Regions from separate parts of the Mus musculus genome. Here region 2 is linked to region 1. The links are chromatin loops, found by intact Hi-C in ENCODE. Cell type or tissue: heart. All regions are shown on one strand.

Region 1 (8,000 bases):
AGTGGAACCATTCCTTAGTCGGGAGACCCTGATTCTGCAGCTGATTGCCTCTACCAAGAGTAGAGAAAGTGGGCTAAGCAGCCATGTATTCTGTGCACCGTTTCTCCAGTGTAGGTATGATGTGACCAGCTGTATCAGGTTCCTGTCTCTGTGACTTCCTCCCCATGACGAACTGGAATCTGATTTTTAGTTAAAATAAGCCCTTTTTCCACTTAGTTGCTTCCCACACAGAAGATTTATGTGCATATATGTGTGTTGGGAGATTGCGTCTGCCAAGGTCAGAAGAAGGAATCAGATTCCCCAGAGCTATAAAAGCTACATGTGATGGTGACTGACTGACTTGGGCGCTGGGAACTGGGTCCTCTGCAAGAGTAGAGCATCTTAGCTCCTGAACCTTCTCCCCATGATTCCTCTCAGTTGTTTTTGTCATGCTATCTAGCAACAGGAAGTAAAACTGAGACAGTTTCCAGGGACTCCCTGTTTCGAGAGCGCCCTATAGATATAAAACCCAGCTGTGAGCCATGATTCCTTCATGGAAATGACAAACTGTCTGCATGCAATCTGTGCATATCATCCTCAGTACTTTAAACCATCTCCAGATCATTTATTGAACTTAACATGGTATGCATAATACATGGTGAAGTAGTACTGTGCTGTCTGCTTGGGGAATAATTATTAGAACAATGTCTGCATATGTCTAGGGCAGGTGCAACTGCACCCAGTATCTTCATGCCTGGGCAGCTCCAACCTACAGATAGAGAACTCAAGAAGTCGAGGGAACACTGAGTGTGGATGTAAGGAAGGAAGGAAATAGAACTGTGAGAACCAGGCTAGCTGACTTGAACCAGAGCTGTGGAAGCAGCTGAGTAAGGGACCTAAGCTTTGAAAGAACTAGCGGAGATGAAACTCTTGACTCTGCAACTGTCTATGTGAGGCAGCACAAACTTTCAGCCTCTCTAGACCTCATCTCTTTAATTTTTAACTGGGAGTAAGTCCTTTATGCCAGTGTGGGGTTTTTACCCCATCCTCAGTACCAACCTCTGTCATTGTTTGCTGTTTGTTGCTTCGGTAAAACACTGATGAAAAGCAACTTCGGGAGGAAAGAGTTTATTTCATCTTACAGGCCACAAGTCTTTGTGAGGGAAGTCAGGGTAGGAAGCCAAGGCAGGAACTAAAGCAGAGACTGTGGAGGAACTCTGTTTATTGGCTTGCTTCCTCGGTCTTGCTCAGCTACCTTTCTTATACAGCTCAGACCTACCTGCTAGAGGATGGTGCTGCCCACAGTGGGCTGGTACCTCCAACATAAATCACCAGTCAATAAAATGCCCCATAGACCTGCCTACAGGTCAGTCTGGTGGAGGCAGTTCCTCAATTGAGATTGCCCCTTTCTGGGTAATTCTGTACTTATGATTAGGTAAAGCAGAACTATGACAGTCATGATTAAATTAGCGCCTTCACAAAGCCTTATTCTAAAAACATAATAAGTTATTTTTTTCTCTTGATGATACCAGAAGTTATGCAAATATCTTACAAAAGTGTTACCAGCATTTATGTACAGTCAGCTTCAATGATTTATCATGATAATATTTATTTAAAGCTTGCTTGGCCAGATCCAGAACTTATCTTACATATGAAATTATAAATGTCAGATTGACTACTCATAAAATAGTTTGGGTGTAGCAATATTATCCCAAGTTTTCAGAGACAAAGCAGTATCGATACATATTTAGACCTCCCTTTTAACTTGCATATGTTGGAGCAAGTTCATTTATGCCACCCTCGTCCAAGTGAATAACTTAGCATTATGGTTTCTCCTGTTTCTGATGACATTTAGGAAAAGCCCAATTATCAAGCAACTAAAGCCCTTCCAGTAGCAAGTAATTAAACTTCCTGAACATCCCCAGTGCTGTGCAGGTTATTCTTAGACAAGCGCTACCAATGTCACTTTAGGTGTGATATTTAGGTACACACACAATTCTGCTCCATTCTTTAGATCAAAATAGAGCCAGCTGGAGAGTCTATTTTAAGAACAAGCAAAAGGATATGTAGTGGAGAAATCTAACGCAGTCGCAGAAAAGAAACAAACCTACCGAGAAGTAGCTCTAGGCTCCCCGCTCAGCCCCAGGGAGCACTTTGCCCTGCCTCGGCAGCCAGCAGCCAGGGAAGAGCTGGCCTCAAGGCCCCAGAGCATCTTATAGCACCTGCCTGCTGACGGAAACTGATGACTCCGACATTCCTCGGAAAAGATAACGTTGGCGATTACAGGGGAACTCTACCTGACTGGCATGGTTTTCCCCTACCTCATTGGCATTCTAAGAATCGGGGGGGGGGGAATCTCCCCTTTGAAAAGCAATAAATGGGTATGCATTATCTTATGATTCAGGCACTAATCGTTCTGGTAGAGGGGCATTTTGGCAATAAAATTCATTTTAGAATGAATGCAGGCAAATCTCTTCATGGAAACAAGAGTCCCCATTGAAGGCCAGCACCTGCTCAGGATGTAAAATGGTGCCACAGGCCATTAAATCTTCCTGTTTCATTGTGAACACCCCTTGAAATGGTCTTTTTGAAATTTTTTTTTCTTGAAAAGACATGTTTTGTTTTCATTGAAAGGAAGAGTGTAAGTTACTTAGAGCTTCAACTTCTTGAAGCCTACTTTACACTTCCTAGGATCTATTCCTTAGAGCCAGGGACATTGCAGGAAGCTTGGAAGTTCCTTCTTGTGCCCCAGACCATACTCTTTAGTTTATAATGAGGGAGAAAGTAACCCTGCTGAGGCTTGGAAAGGGCCTACCATGCTGAATGCAGAGGCAGGCTGTGGCAGGAGCTCTGCCACAGGCAAGCACAGCTTACCTGCAAGTGTGCAAGCGACCGGCTGTGCTTAAGGAGAAAGACAGAGGAAGGAGAGCTCTGGGGAACAGGCATGCCACTCAGCCCACTGAATCCAAAACAAGGGCTTAAGTTTTTCCAGGACAAGTGAAACGTGAGTGTCCTGCACACCGAAGAGGTGCTTCCTTCTGTACAGCGCTTTCCAGATTCTGGGGACTGTGGCCTTGTTCCTGGGGCTTCTGTTTCTCCCTCTGTCTCTCCCTCATTCTTGCTGGGGGGGGGGGGGGGTTGAACTGGCTTGGGGTGAACCGTGTGCCTTCCTGTTTCTGGTAAGCTCTGGCTGCAAGCCTGAGCACCTGGCTTTGGGATCCAAGCAATCAGGGCTTGGGACTTGTGGCCTCCTGCAAGTGCATGGCTCAGGATCTCTCTGAGGGGGAAACAAGAGCTAAGGGAAGGTTGCAGGGCAGCCATCTCCTCTATCCTCCAACCCCTGCCCCCAGTCTATAGCCCTCTGCCCTCCAAGCCCTTTACTACCTGGTCACTCACTCTGTAGGTCAGGAATCTTCTGCAGGGTAAGTGGCGCGTCCTCGCTCCCCTTCTCCCACCTGGCTACCATGGGGCTCTGCTATGGCCTGAAAGAAAGAGGAACAGACACGTGCTGTTCACAGGTAGAACGGAGAGCACCCAGCCAGCCTGGTCCCTGAGGATTCCTTTAGAGCACTGGGTGTGGCATTTACCTTCAAATCCCTGGCCATCTGGCAGGATGCCCAGGACAGGCTACATGGCCAAGAATTTTTAAGAATGAAGCCCCGTTGCTACCACCACAGCCTTCGCTAGGAATCCAGCCCCTGGAGGGAGCTCATTGGCAAAAGGCACTGGAGAGAAGGGTCAACCCACCCCCACCAAGGCTGTAGTGATCCAAGCAGGAGGCAGGAAGGGGAAGCGCAGAGGAAGTAAACAGCGCACAGTTGAGGGGAAGAGTCCGGAATAGTCCCGCCGCCTGTGGAAATTCATTGCTACTCTTGAGATACAGAGTTAGGTAAAAAGGGCTGTTAGCACCATCTCAAAAAATGACAGAGACTCTAGAAGAGGAGACTGGAGCCTGGGAGGTGGGGGAAGGCTCAGCTGGGGAGCCAGGGGAGGAAGGAGGTGCAAAATTATAGAAGGCAGACCAGTACTCTTCCCCATGCACCCCCAAGGCTGTGGGAGCCACACCAGTGTTTTTCCCAAACCGCCCCCCACCCCCATTATCCTGTGCTCTGTGTGATCTGGTCTAAACTTAAGGAGCTTTTTAAAATTCTTTTTTGAAATTCATTCATATTCTCTCTCTCTCTCTCTCTCTCTCTCTCTCTCTCTCTCTCTCTCTCTCTCTCTCTCTCTCCCCCTCCCCCTCTCCCTCTCCTTCTCCCTCCCCCTCTCCCTCTCCCTCTCCCTCCCTCCCTCCCTCCACCCTCTGTGTGTGTGTGTATAATTTACCAATCATTTATCAACCAGTTAACAATCGCCTGCCGTTTTCCTAATTTTTATCTACTATCTATAATCTACGAGTCATCTCTACAGCATCTATCAAATAAGCAATTAATCTACTATCTATCTGCATATCGTCTATTACCTGGCTACCCATGTTCTCCATCCAGCCACCTTCCTTGTCTGTTTTCTATTTTTCTCGGTCAACCTTTGCACCTTCGTGTCTGTCTCAGGTTCACAGGTTTCAGATTGCCGATCAGTCCTTTATTTACAGTAGTTACTGGTTTATAGTTACTATATTCCTCCTCTCAGCCCCTTCAGCCTAACAGATACCAGATCTTAGTGGGTCCACTGCATGGCTGGAGCACAGGCCTTTGCTCATTGCTCTGCTGAGACTGGTAATCTGCCTTGTACACACCAGTTTGGCTGTTTGATTCACTGGCTTCTACACTTCACAGACTTTCCTCTAGTTCCTCAGCAGCCTTCTTTCAAGAAGTGAACTTCTCGGGGATGGAGGGAGAGATGGCTCAGTGGTTAAGAGAACTTGCTGCTCTTGCAAAAAACTTAAGTTTGATTCCCAGCAGCTACAAACAGATCACAGCCATCTGTAACTCCAGTTTCAGGGGGTTGGAGCCCCTCTTCTGGCCTCCATGGGCGCTACATACACGTGGTGCACATACATTCACACATGCACATTACATAAATACATGACATTTAAATAAAGGAATCTACTTCTTGCACACCTATTTTATGTTATTGCCTTTGGTTTCTATCCCCCCCCCCTCAGTGGTTCTACAATCAGCATGGCTTATCTTCTAAAGTGTTAAGAGACATCCATAATTTTCCACAAGCTAATTATGAGTGATCTGATAAATGGGCTTTTGTGAGGTGTTCCCTCTTTTAATCCTCCAGAGTGCCACCCATGACAAACAAGCAGGGTTAGTCTCTGGGAATAGCATTTAGTTTCCCAGGTTTCTCATGCTGCTGAGGCTTCCTGGTTGGGATGATAATTCTCAGAACTATGATACATTCACTGAAGTCCTCGAGTCAGGATTGTCCTCTCCTACCGCCAGCCAAGAAAGACACAGGGCATGAATTTGTTTAGCATTTGCTCTGTGGTACACCGTTTGTTTTCTGGAGATAAAGGAGAGAATAAAGTCTAGTTTGTGAATGAAACTAAGCAGCAGGCACACTGTGGAAGGCACTTGGATGCAAGAAGAGCAGAGGAGAGCTGTGTTTGCAATGCTGGGAATAATCAGGGTGGCAGGAAGTGGAAGAAAAAAAAAAGTTTAACAGAGAGATGGGTCCCTTGTAAGAATGGAGGATCTGGGAAAGAGGCAGAGAACACTGGGCTTATCCTTGGCTGAAAGTAAACAACCAGGAAGCTGTGGCCAATTAGAGGAAGCATGTCACGGGCAGGAAGCATACAAAGTGCAGAAGATGCAGATAGATTAAAATAATATAGTAATACACAATTAAGTCAGAAAGCCCTGGATAACAGTAGTGGCGGGTAGAATCCACATAGCTAATACAACATGGCAGCCACCCCTCAGCCATGAGCTTGCCACGTGGGGCCTTTACTATGCATCACTGCAGTCCTTCAAGGGGAGCACTGCCACATATGTTCAAAGAGGGGGTGTGGGGAAGTGACTTATTCAGGCTCCCAACGCTGTGTTGGGGCAGAGCTGGGCTCCTTGAGCCACATCTTTTACTGGCCTGGCAGGGCTCTGGGTTCAGGCCTCAGAACCAACCAGAAGATTCAAAGTCAAACAATGTGCATGGCTAATGGGGTCCTATGTGACACTGCTGCTCTGGGCGCATGCTCGGTTTCCAGCATGGTGGGATGTACAGGATCCCACGTGACACTGCTGCTCTGGGGCATGCGCGGTTTCCAGCATGGTGGGATGTACAGCTCCATTTCTTTAGGATATGTCTTGCTCACCCTGCTTTCTGTCAGCATCCTGAGTAATACTGTTGCCCAGGTGTTGAATGTACCTGCATATTTCTTCAGGGATATCCAACTCCTTCATCCTTGTAGGTAAAATGCTACTCCCAGTGCCCAGAGCCAGGGACGAGGCTTTTAGTATCAGAAATATATAGATATTCTAGAAAAAATGTGCCATATTATTTATATTTATTTTACAGATATTAATATGTCAAATAGGTCATAGAGCATATATATGTATATGTATATATATACACACACACATATATATATAGTCAAATATATACCAAATATATAAATGTTATAAAATTTATATTAATATATCATATTAGTTATTTGTGCAGTACCAATAACTCTAAAATTAATCTACACTAATTGTATAAATGTTTTATTTATATGTTGTGTTAAATAAGTACTTTACTATAACATAAATAATTCTAGAAAAAAATAAGTACAGAGATATTTTTAACTCTCACAACAAATTTCACCCATTAATTTTGCTAACCCACACCTATTTACACAGTACCTTTTTTTCTAGTTCTCAAAAATAGAATCTTCCTCCTGCCACAGATACTTTCTTAAGAAAAATAGATTCGTTTAGGAATCATTTTTCCCCTCCTGGTTAACACAGCTTTAGGACTTTCTAAAAGTTTGAAATTAGTTTTTTATTGAATTTTGTAAGTTTTCTCTGTTTTTATCCTGGGAAAACACCATGTGTTCTGTGGTAAACAAGATGGCAGAAAAAAATATGCATGTTTCTCCTTCTGGGAATGCAGTGTCCTGCTTTTCTCAGGTGTCTGGTGTCCCTGTTCCATGTCCTCTCAAAGGGCTGGGAACAGGTGGAGAATGAGACCCGAATCACTTTAAATCTTGCTTTTCTGGACCAACAAAATGCAAAGGCTCCGACTTAAACTCTGACAAGAGTTTAACCTCTTGCTGATATGAAAAGCTTGGGTACCAGCTGTTTCTGACACACTGGTATTTTTGATGACCTACAAGCCCAAAGATTATGTAGATTAAATTTCATGTTAAGTAGACACAGGATTAAATATTAAGTAGGAAAAAAGTGCTTAACAAGAACTTGTTCAGGGTTCACTGAGCTCAGAGGGTTTAAAAGTAATTGAAAATAAACCCAGCCAGGCTTGCTGTCCTTTGGACCCTGTGACGGGCCACATGGACACATCAGGGGACCTTCACTATAGTCTTGGACCAAATTCTCTCCTCTTCAAAAACCACCTCCCATTCAGTTCAAAGCCTGGCTGAGTTCTGAACCCAGTTCTTAAGTTCACCAATACAGGGTAGGACTCCAGTGGCTTTGCCCACACACACCAGCATATTCACAAGCCAGTTGTCCGTGTTCTGTGCAGGTGGAGCTGTGTCAGACTTTGGCGACCGTGTGTGTTTGGATGTAGATTCCCGTTAGTCCCACTTTTCTGCTGGATCTTGTAAAGGGTCCTTACCTAGGCTGGCCCCTTTGAGCGGGATGTGTTTCTGCTTCCTGTGTAGGGAGGTCATGTGACTTTTCCAAGCCATGACCTGTGTGTGGCAAAGGCTCACCATGCCTAAGCAGAGGCACTGAACTCACGAAGAGGTCTTGCCCCTGGGATGCTCCTCAGTTCCTCCTTATTCTGGGGCAGGGGAGGAGGAGAAGGAGGAGGAGGAGGAGGAGGAGGGAGAGGAGGAGGAGGAGGAGGAGGAGGAGGAGGAAGAGGAGGGAGAGGAGGAGGAGGAGGAAGATGTTCAGAGCTGGACCATGGCA
Region 2 (8,000 bases), 51 kb before region 1:
GAGAGAGAGCAGTAAATCCTGCCATTTCTTTGAAGCCTAACTTCACTTGCTGCCTTGGAGAGAGGACTGGAATTCACACTCCTTCCTTCCTTATGATTACCTTGCCCTAGGCCCTCTACAGAAGAACCAGGGTTGCTGTGGTGCCCCTTTCTCTCCTTTTTAAAATGAAACACAAGTATAAAAGATATTAATGGTCTGTTCTGTTGCTAAGCACATTTTACTGGCATACCCTCTGTGACATATTGCCAAGGTTTGTAAAGATGGCCTTTGTGTATGTATGACCTAGAGGGATCCAGCCCGGGGGCCGGGGGGGGGGGGCGCGCACGGGGATGGGGGGAGGGGAGACCCTGCTCTCTGCAGGTGGCAAGTCCTGGAATGGGATAAATCCTGTGTGACCACTAGGTGGCGGTAGAGTTTCATGTACCTGCCACTGCAGCTGAGCCACTAACCAGCTTACTTTTGGTAGCTTTACAGTTTGGCATGTCTTCGTTGGGTAATTTAGAAGCTACTTGTAATAGCTTCATGGAACACCCTAAGATTCTCAGATGTGTTTGTTGTGTGGGTGTTTACAAAGAAGCCCAGCTACAGGTCAGTGGGGCATAGCTCATTGTCTCAAAATAGAATCATTAGGACTTTAAAAAAATTAATTTTCTTAAAAATCACTTTATAATATCATCTCCACAAGTTGGGCATTGTATCACAGGAGATGGGAAATCCTGGATCACAGGCTCTCCACATGTGCCAGCAGGGTGTAGCTGTCCTTGGGTGCTTTCAGAAACCCCCTAAGCATCAGAGCATGGGAGCAAGGAGACCTGGATGGTCTCAAGGCTACCTGCTGCTTACTAAGCAGGGCCTGTTTCAGATACCAGGCCCATCAGTCCAGGACTTTAGAATCCACATCTACAGATTATTGTCCAGGAACTCTGCTTTCTCCCTGGCCAAGCATACCCTAGGGCTCCCACGACCTGTCCTGTCTGTCTTGCTTCCCCTGCCCCAGCACCAGGGAAAGGTAAATTTTCGGTGGCTCCAACCTGTGCCCACAATCCCCAGGACAAAGAAGCATCCTGATTTGGGGCCTCTTAGGTCAGTGTAGGCAAAATGCTGTCAATTGCTGTTGAAGACCTCTTGAGTCCCCTCCTCTGTCACAGCCAACCAAAGGCCCCACATTCCCGAGCTCAAAGGCCACGTTGCTCACTGAGGTCATCCTAGGCCTTGTTCACCTCAGAGCTCTCCCTTCTCTCCCCCTTTCTCTCCTCCCTCCGCCTCGCGTTCTTGGTTTGTGGAGTAAGGGAGAAGCACCTGAGAAGCCTTCCTGCTTAATCCCAAGAGGAGGCGGATGACGCCCTTGTGGACTTCCTTTATTTTGTTTCTGCCCCCAAGCTTCCTTGCTCTAAACAAAGATCATACAGGGGCTGGGGGCGTGGCTCAGTTGGTAGAGTGTTTCCCTAGTGTGGTCGAAGACTGTTTTCTTTTCCCATAGCTGCATACACCTGGCATGATGGAGCACCGCTGAGGTGCTAGCACTCAGGAAGATCAGAAGCTAAGATCATCTTTAGCTACGTAGAAAACTGGAAGGGCAGCCTGGACTACCGGAGACCCTGTCTCTCAACACAAACATCAACACAAACGAGCACACAAACAAAACCACGACACCAATGATGAAACAAATATTGAAAATTAATCTGTATAACCTCTCCTTCCCTCCCTCCATCACCTCTTCTTTCCCTCTTGTCTCCCCATTCCCTTTCCTCCCTCCTTCCCCTCTTCTCTCCCCTCCCCCTTCCCTCCCTCCCTCCCTCCCTCCTCTCTTCTCTCCCTCTCCCCCTTCCCTCCCTCCCTCCCTCCCCTCTTCTCTCCCCCTCCCCCTTCCCTCCCTCCCTCCCCTCTTCTCTCCCCTCCCCCTTACCTCCCTCCCTCCCCTCTTCTCTCCCCTCCCCCTCCCCTCCCTCCCTCCCCTCTTCTCTCCCCTCCCCCTTACCTCCCTCCCTCCCCTCTTCTCTCCCCTCCCCCTCCCCTCCCTCCCTCCCCTCTTCTCTCCCCTCCCCCTCCCCTCCCTCCCTCCCCTCTTCTCTCCCCTCTCCCTTCCCTCCATCCCTCCCCTCTTCTCTCCCCTCCCCCTTCCCTCCCTCCATCCCCTCTTCTCTGACATTTTGTCACCTGATTTGGCTTGCCCTCTCCTCCACTTTGTGCTCCATCAGTGCCAAAAGGTGGAGGATTCTCCGCTCTGGATTGCAGTGCGTGTAATAGACCTTCCTCACATCTGAACCCGAGCAGAGCCGGAACGTGTCAGCATGTGTCCCTACATGTATGTCTCTGGGCTCCTGCCTGTATGAGTCAATTTCATGCAATACTGTCTAGCTCACACTCTGTGGGGAAGAGAGTGAATATAGTTTTTCTTTAATTAGAAAATGACCCTAAAGAAGAAGAAGCAAGGAGAAGCCCTGGCTGGGCAGATTCACTTATGGTCACCAGGCTGTGCGGAGGGGGGGGGGGGGGGGACGGGGACGGGGACATGGCAGTCATTGGAACTATGCCTCTTGCAGATTGTCAGGCCTCACCTTCCAAGATCCAGTCACTGTCTCCATGTGAGGCAAGGAGAACCATATCACTAGACAGAAAAACTGGGAAGGTCGGGCAGATTAAGAAATCCCAGCAAGTCTCACAATTGATAACAGAAGGCGATTGAATCTGCTCCCAATCCAGTTCCTGTGCCGGAGCACGTGACCACGACACCCCACTAAGAAGACCGTGGCAACTGGTCATGTAGCTTAGAGCCTAGAGTTCTCCATGCTAATGGGGTATCTAGACGGGCCGCCTCAGGGTTTAGCCAATAAGGTTCCCTTTCCCAGACATTCCCTCCTGCAAAAGGTATTTAACCTCTGGTCCACCCTGAGTAAGTTGTATGCATCCATTTTTCCACTATGAATAAACAATTTGAACAAGCAAGGACTGTCTCTCTCATAAGACCTGATGTGGGGAAAGGCCTTCATTACAGAGTCACACGGCGCAGAAGGCCCCTGAGCTCTAGACGTTCACTCTAGGCTAAGTCAGATTCCCCACACCCTCCAACCCTAGGCTCAGCACTGGCCTGAGGGGGCCCATTCCCATCTCATGAAGTCCAGCAGCGTCTGGGTGCCTGGGAGCTTTGAGAACCACAGCCTTGGCTCCAGCCTGTGCGGTTTCTCACCGGGGTTGGGGTCCCCATCTTAGGCTGCCTTCCATCTTCCCTGAGCGAGTATCAAGTGTTCCAGACACCCAGATGGTGATGAAGATGGAACGTAGCCTAGCGCCCCTGCATTTTGTCTTCCGGAGCGGCGTTCACACACCCCAGCGGCGAGGCGGAACATGGACCCACATCTCCACTATATCACTGGGCTTTCCCTATGGGACTTGCTACTCCACTGAATAACAGGGCAGAGGGGCAGTCTCTGAGGGGAAGAGAGCCAGCCCAAGTGGCCCAGTGGTGCTGCCCTCAGGGTTTCCAGTAATAGCAGAGACCAATTCTTTGATGCCCTCAGGAAGAGCATGATGGCAAGACATCTCTGTGGTCACAGACTTGTGGTTCTTCACAAAGCGTGGGTCTGGACTCCCAGCATCCTTCAGTCTGTGTAGGTTCATTCTCTATTGCTCCATCAGACGCCTGCAATTTTAAAGGGCTGATTTCTCTGAGTGAGAGAGTGCGGGTAGAAAGGAGACCTTCGCGTAGTAGAGCACCGTGAAGCTGCGGTGTGACGCTCTCCCACAGAGCCTATTTCCCTGTTTGGATAACGGCAATTTATTATTCCATTGCCTTTAAAGATGGAGTCCATCATTCCGATTAATTTAACTGGGGAAATGTATGCATGTGATCTAATGGAGCAAACAGGCATGGGGAATGATTTTAGTCAGACTGCCCGGAATGGTCTTATTTTAACACAGTACATAATGGCCTCTGCTCACTTAGTAGCCAATTGTTAAACGAGGTGGCCAAGGAAACTGAGTCTGGCCAGGCAGAGAAGAGGCTGGTCCTATCTCTAGTTCTGCTGTAGGCTCCACCCTTGCTCCCAGGTGCCCCCAGCTGAGTCTGAAAATAGGGTCCTGGTTTCTGGGTGTCTGACTATTCCGGGTGGCTTCTGCAGTCAGCCTTGTTATGGACAAGGAAACTGAGGCGACAGGGACTCTCACCTGCCTAAGTCACCACGTCGAAACAGAACATTGACTGGAGGTGGAGTTCTCAGTTCCGGGGCCAGCACCTAACTGCCTTGCCACAGAGCTTTGAACAGTCTGTGAGATGAAAGGGCCCTCTACTGGAAGGGGGAGCATAAAACACTCACAGAGTCCTCACTATAGAGGCTGCGCTTAATCAGACAGTCAGGGAAAGGCTTGCATTGGGAAACAGAAGGAAGACACGCAAAACCCCGGTAAAGAGTGATTACCAGAGGCTGAGATAGAATACATACAGAATTAAAGCACTAGCTCAGTATGCGTAAGACTCTGGCTATATCCCAGGAGGTACAGGAATATAAGAGGAAAAACTGCAGGTAAGGTAGCTCGTGCCTGTTGATCCCAGCATTTGGGCAATGGAAGCAGGGGTATCAGGAGTTCAAGGTCACCCTCTGCTACACAGCAAATTCCAGGTCAGCCTGGCTGGAAAAACTAAGAGTGAGAGGAGATTGGAAAATGACAGAGGAAAAGAAAAGAAAACTGTTAGAGCCTTGAGGTTCCAAGATTGGCGCAAGACACACTATGCCTGCCGGAAACCAGCTTTCTTCCACGGGGACGTCAATACCGCGATGTTCCAGAAGGTGGTGCCAGTGTTTCCTAAACCAGCTCAGCACCTCCGGTAGCACTCTTTACCCTTATCCCATCCTTTGTGGGTAGCTTTGGTTTTAAACAGAAAAAGCCTTCGCCTCAACCCCAGGCTGTGGGGAAAACACGCCCTCTGCTGGCGGACTCAGACCGTGTGTGTGTGTGTGTGTGTGTGTGTGTGTGTGTGTGTGCGCGCGCGCGCGCGTACAGTGCACCCAAGCTGTGCTTTGACAGGAGGATCTGGAGACAGGGAGGTTGAAGGGAACCCAGACCTGGGAGCAAGCCCAACTTCTCTCAGCCAAGGCTCTCTGAATAGATGGTTGTTATTTTAGTCCCTACTGCACAGGCCAGAAATGAAGCTCAGACAGGACGCAGCCTGCTAAGGTGGCAGGCCCATCCAGAGCGAGGCTGGCAAGCCTGGTCTTCCCAGCCTGCTGTCAACAACCCACAAAGCTCCTTGTGTACCCAGTAGTCAGTGCGTTCAGAATGTCACCAGAGGGGGATGACGGAAAAATCCCAGTGCTAATTTGTCTTCGTAGTGTTTGCTTTTGTCCTGAAGGCGGAAGCTGATCCTATTAATTGAGGGTTTCAATTAGTTGCACTCAGGCTAACTCTAGGTTTAGTGCGATCCCTTCCCCTTCCCGATCCCCCAGTGACGAAGTGCCTGTAATCTCCGAGGCTTAATATCCTTTACAGGAACTGTGAATAAGCTTGAGTTTTAGGAAGAGGAAGGCAGTGAAAAAGGAGGCCTCTCATTCCAAGGTCCTTAGTCCCACCCTGCAGTGTCATCCACTGGCTAAAGCTTTAGATGTTAAAGATCAGGCTGAACGTGAAATCTGTCTCTCTGTCTCTGTGTCTCTCTCTCCTCCCTCTCTCTCTCTCTCCTCTCTCTCTTTCTCTCTTTCTCTCTGTTTCTCTTTGTATCTCTCCTCTCTTCTCTCTCTTTCTGTCTCTCGCTTTCTCTGTGTGTCTCTCTGTCTGTCTCTGTCTCTCTGTGTGTCTTTCTCTCTCTTTTCCCTTTCTCGCTGTATCTTGCTGTCTCTGTCGCTCTCTGTGTCTCTCTGTCTCTCTCATCTCTTCTCTCTCCTTTCTCTCTTTCTCTCTCTGTCTCTGGCTCTCTGTCTGTCTCTGCATCTCTCTCATCTCTGTGTGTCTCGCTGTCTCTGCCTTTCTGTATCTCTCTCCTCTTTTCTCTCCCTGTCACATCCTACTTCCCCAGTCTCCCACTCTCTCTTCTCTCTATCCCTTTGTCCATTCCTTCCATCTTAATCTCTTTCCCTCACTGCCTCCTTCTGTCTTCTCTGCATCCTTTTATTTCTTTACCTCTTCCTTCTTCCTAAACTCCTGTGTTCTCCTTTCTCTTCTTTCTCCCATTTCTCTCCTTTCTTCTTCTCCCCTCCTTTCTTCCTTCCTTTGTTTCTCTCTTCCCTCTGTCTGTCTGTCTTTTTTTCTCCAAGGTACTGACTGGTAGGGAAGGTACAGTTACCACAGCTGACACCGAGGAGACCAAAGATTCTTAGAGTTTAATGTGCCCTGAAGGAAGTAGCTTTAAGATCTTATAAAAGACAGACTCGGGTGTGGGCCCAGGGTGAGCCTGAGGTCTTTCTTGTCTGGCAAAAGCTCCTGAATGCTTCTGAGCCAGCAGTCCAGGCGACAAGGCATGTGGCGCTATCAGAGGATGCAGTGTAGTGTGGAGGGGCTAAGGGGCTTCTGACTGTTGTTAATGAAGCCTGGCTCTAGAGGGTAACCAGAGGCTCCATGACAGCTACTTTCAACCAACTTCTCTGAAACCAGCAGCTTTGAGCATGGCTGTTGGGAATGCTTTGAGATCAACAGGCTCTCGTCAAATCAGAGTGGGGATGGGAGGGCCAGAAATGTAGGAGGACAGGGCGAACAGCTGTCACTCTCTTAGGAATCTTCTCACTGGATATTGGGTATGTCAGTTAACTACCCATTACTGTCATAAAATACCTTAAGCTGATAACCTTACAAAGAAAAGAAATTCACTGGGAAGTTGCAAGTCTAAATAGCCTGGTCCCAGCTCAGGTGAGTGTTCTCTCAACTGTATTCCAACATGGAGAACAGGTTCTTTGCAGAGGCATCTGTAAAAGAACGTGGCGAGGTGAGGAAACCAGAGACACACCAAGGAAGGCCAGGCTTGGTCTTCTAAAATACCCTGCTCCTTACAGGAAAACTGCACCAACCCCCTCTCAAGAGCAGAACCCTCTTGAGATTACATCCCTGACATTTGGTCCATGAGAGGATACACTTAAACCCCAGCAATGGAGGAAGGAGGGTGACTGGCTTGTGCTGTCTCAGAGAGGACTTCACCCAGGCCCTAGGTCCTCTTAACCAAGAGAACCAGTTGACACTGCACATGTGACCCTAGGGTTGTTTCTACTGTGCTGGGCAATCTCAGGGGCAGCCCTGGGTGCATCTGGTTTACTGGGTATGAATGCCCCTGCCGCCTCCATGAGTAGCTCCCTCTAAGTCAGGCTTGAGGCTTTTCCTTCAGTCTGGCTCACTTGGCCATAGGTGCTGCTGGGTGGAGCTCTGAGTTTACCCTGCCCCTCCTTTACATTAGCTGGCCCACAGCTCCAGGTATGGGTCAGTACTGAGCCCCGAGATGAGACCTGGGTCCTCCTCGTGGCCACTTGCCTCCCTGTCACTGAGCAGTGTTACTCGGACGGTACCTTCTTTTAGATCATCTATTTATTCATTGATTATTTGCCAGTATATATCACAATTTGAGCATGTTCCTCAGGCCCCCTCCAACCCACCGCACACCCCCCCATCATTCCAGAAAGAACTTAGTGTCAGGACTGGTCTCTGCTCAGCCCTTACTCGGGCCTCTTCTCACAGATGTTGACAGTCACTCTACAGGGACTCTGTGCTTCCTGGTGCCAAGGCCTCACTTGAGAACAGAGTCTGCATCAAAGAGGTGCCTCATGCTGTTCTCATATCCTTCCTGCCTCCACCCTAGGAATCAGGGTGGGCTCTTGGCTCTTCCTAGGAGCCTCTGCCACCCTCACAAGGTATAGGAAGCACTCTCTTGACCCATGTGGGCTTTGAGTGTCTCAGAGACCATCCTGACATCTCTGGTGCTGGGGCCTGAACTTTTCTCAGACCCCCCAACGTGCTTTTTTTCCCTCTGTCTGTTCGTGTTCTTATCCCTCTGTCTGTCTGTCTATGATGTTAACTCTTCCAGTAAC

What was found. Peaks named below come from ENCODE experiments on the same cell type or tissue, not always from the same donor. Only the 100,000 strongest peaks of a DNase experiment are listed, where the experiment ranks them.
Region 2: a loop joins it to region 1, with 2.1 times the contacts of the local background. A loop is called at or near these places in 7 of 42 quality-filtered maps.

What each region holds. Positions count from the first base shown.
Region 1 is chr16:95,287,272-95,295,271 of GRCm38, reverse strand. It overlaps Kcnj15 (potassium inwardly-rectifying channel, subfamily J, member 15), which reads right to left. Exons shown (of 4, transcript NM_001271691.1): 3 at 3,364-3,461. Among named protein-coding and RNA genes, the nearest start is that of Gm31641, 32 kb to the right of the region's middle. In heart, no CTCF peak of the experiment used is centred here; a DNase peak (open chromatin) is centred at 3,681; H3K27ac peaks cover 1,269 bases.
Region 2 is chr16:95,338,487-95,346,486 of GRCm38, reverse strand. No RefSeq gene overlaps it. Among named protein-coding and RNA genes, the nearest start is that of Gm31641, 83 kb to the right of the region's middle. In heart, CTCF peaks have their summits at 409 (motif pointing right) and 4,779 (motif pointing right); DNase peaks (open chromatin) are centred at 406, 1,326 and 5,056; H3K4me3 peaks cover 611 bases; H3K27ac peaks cover 2,075 bases.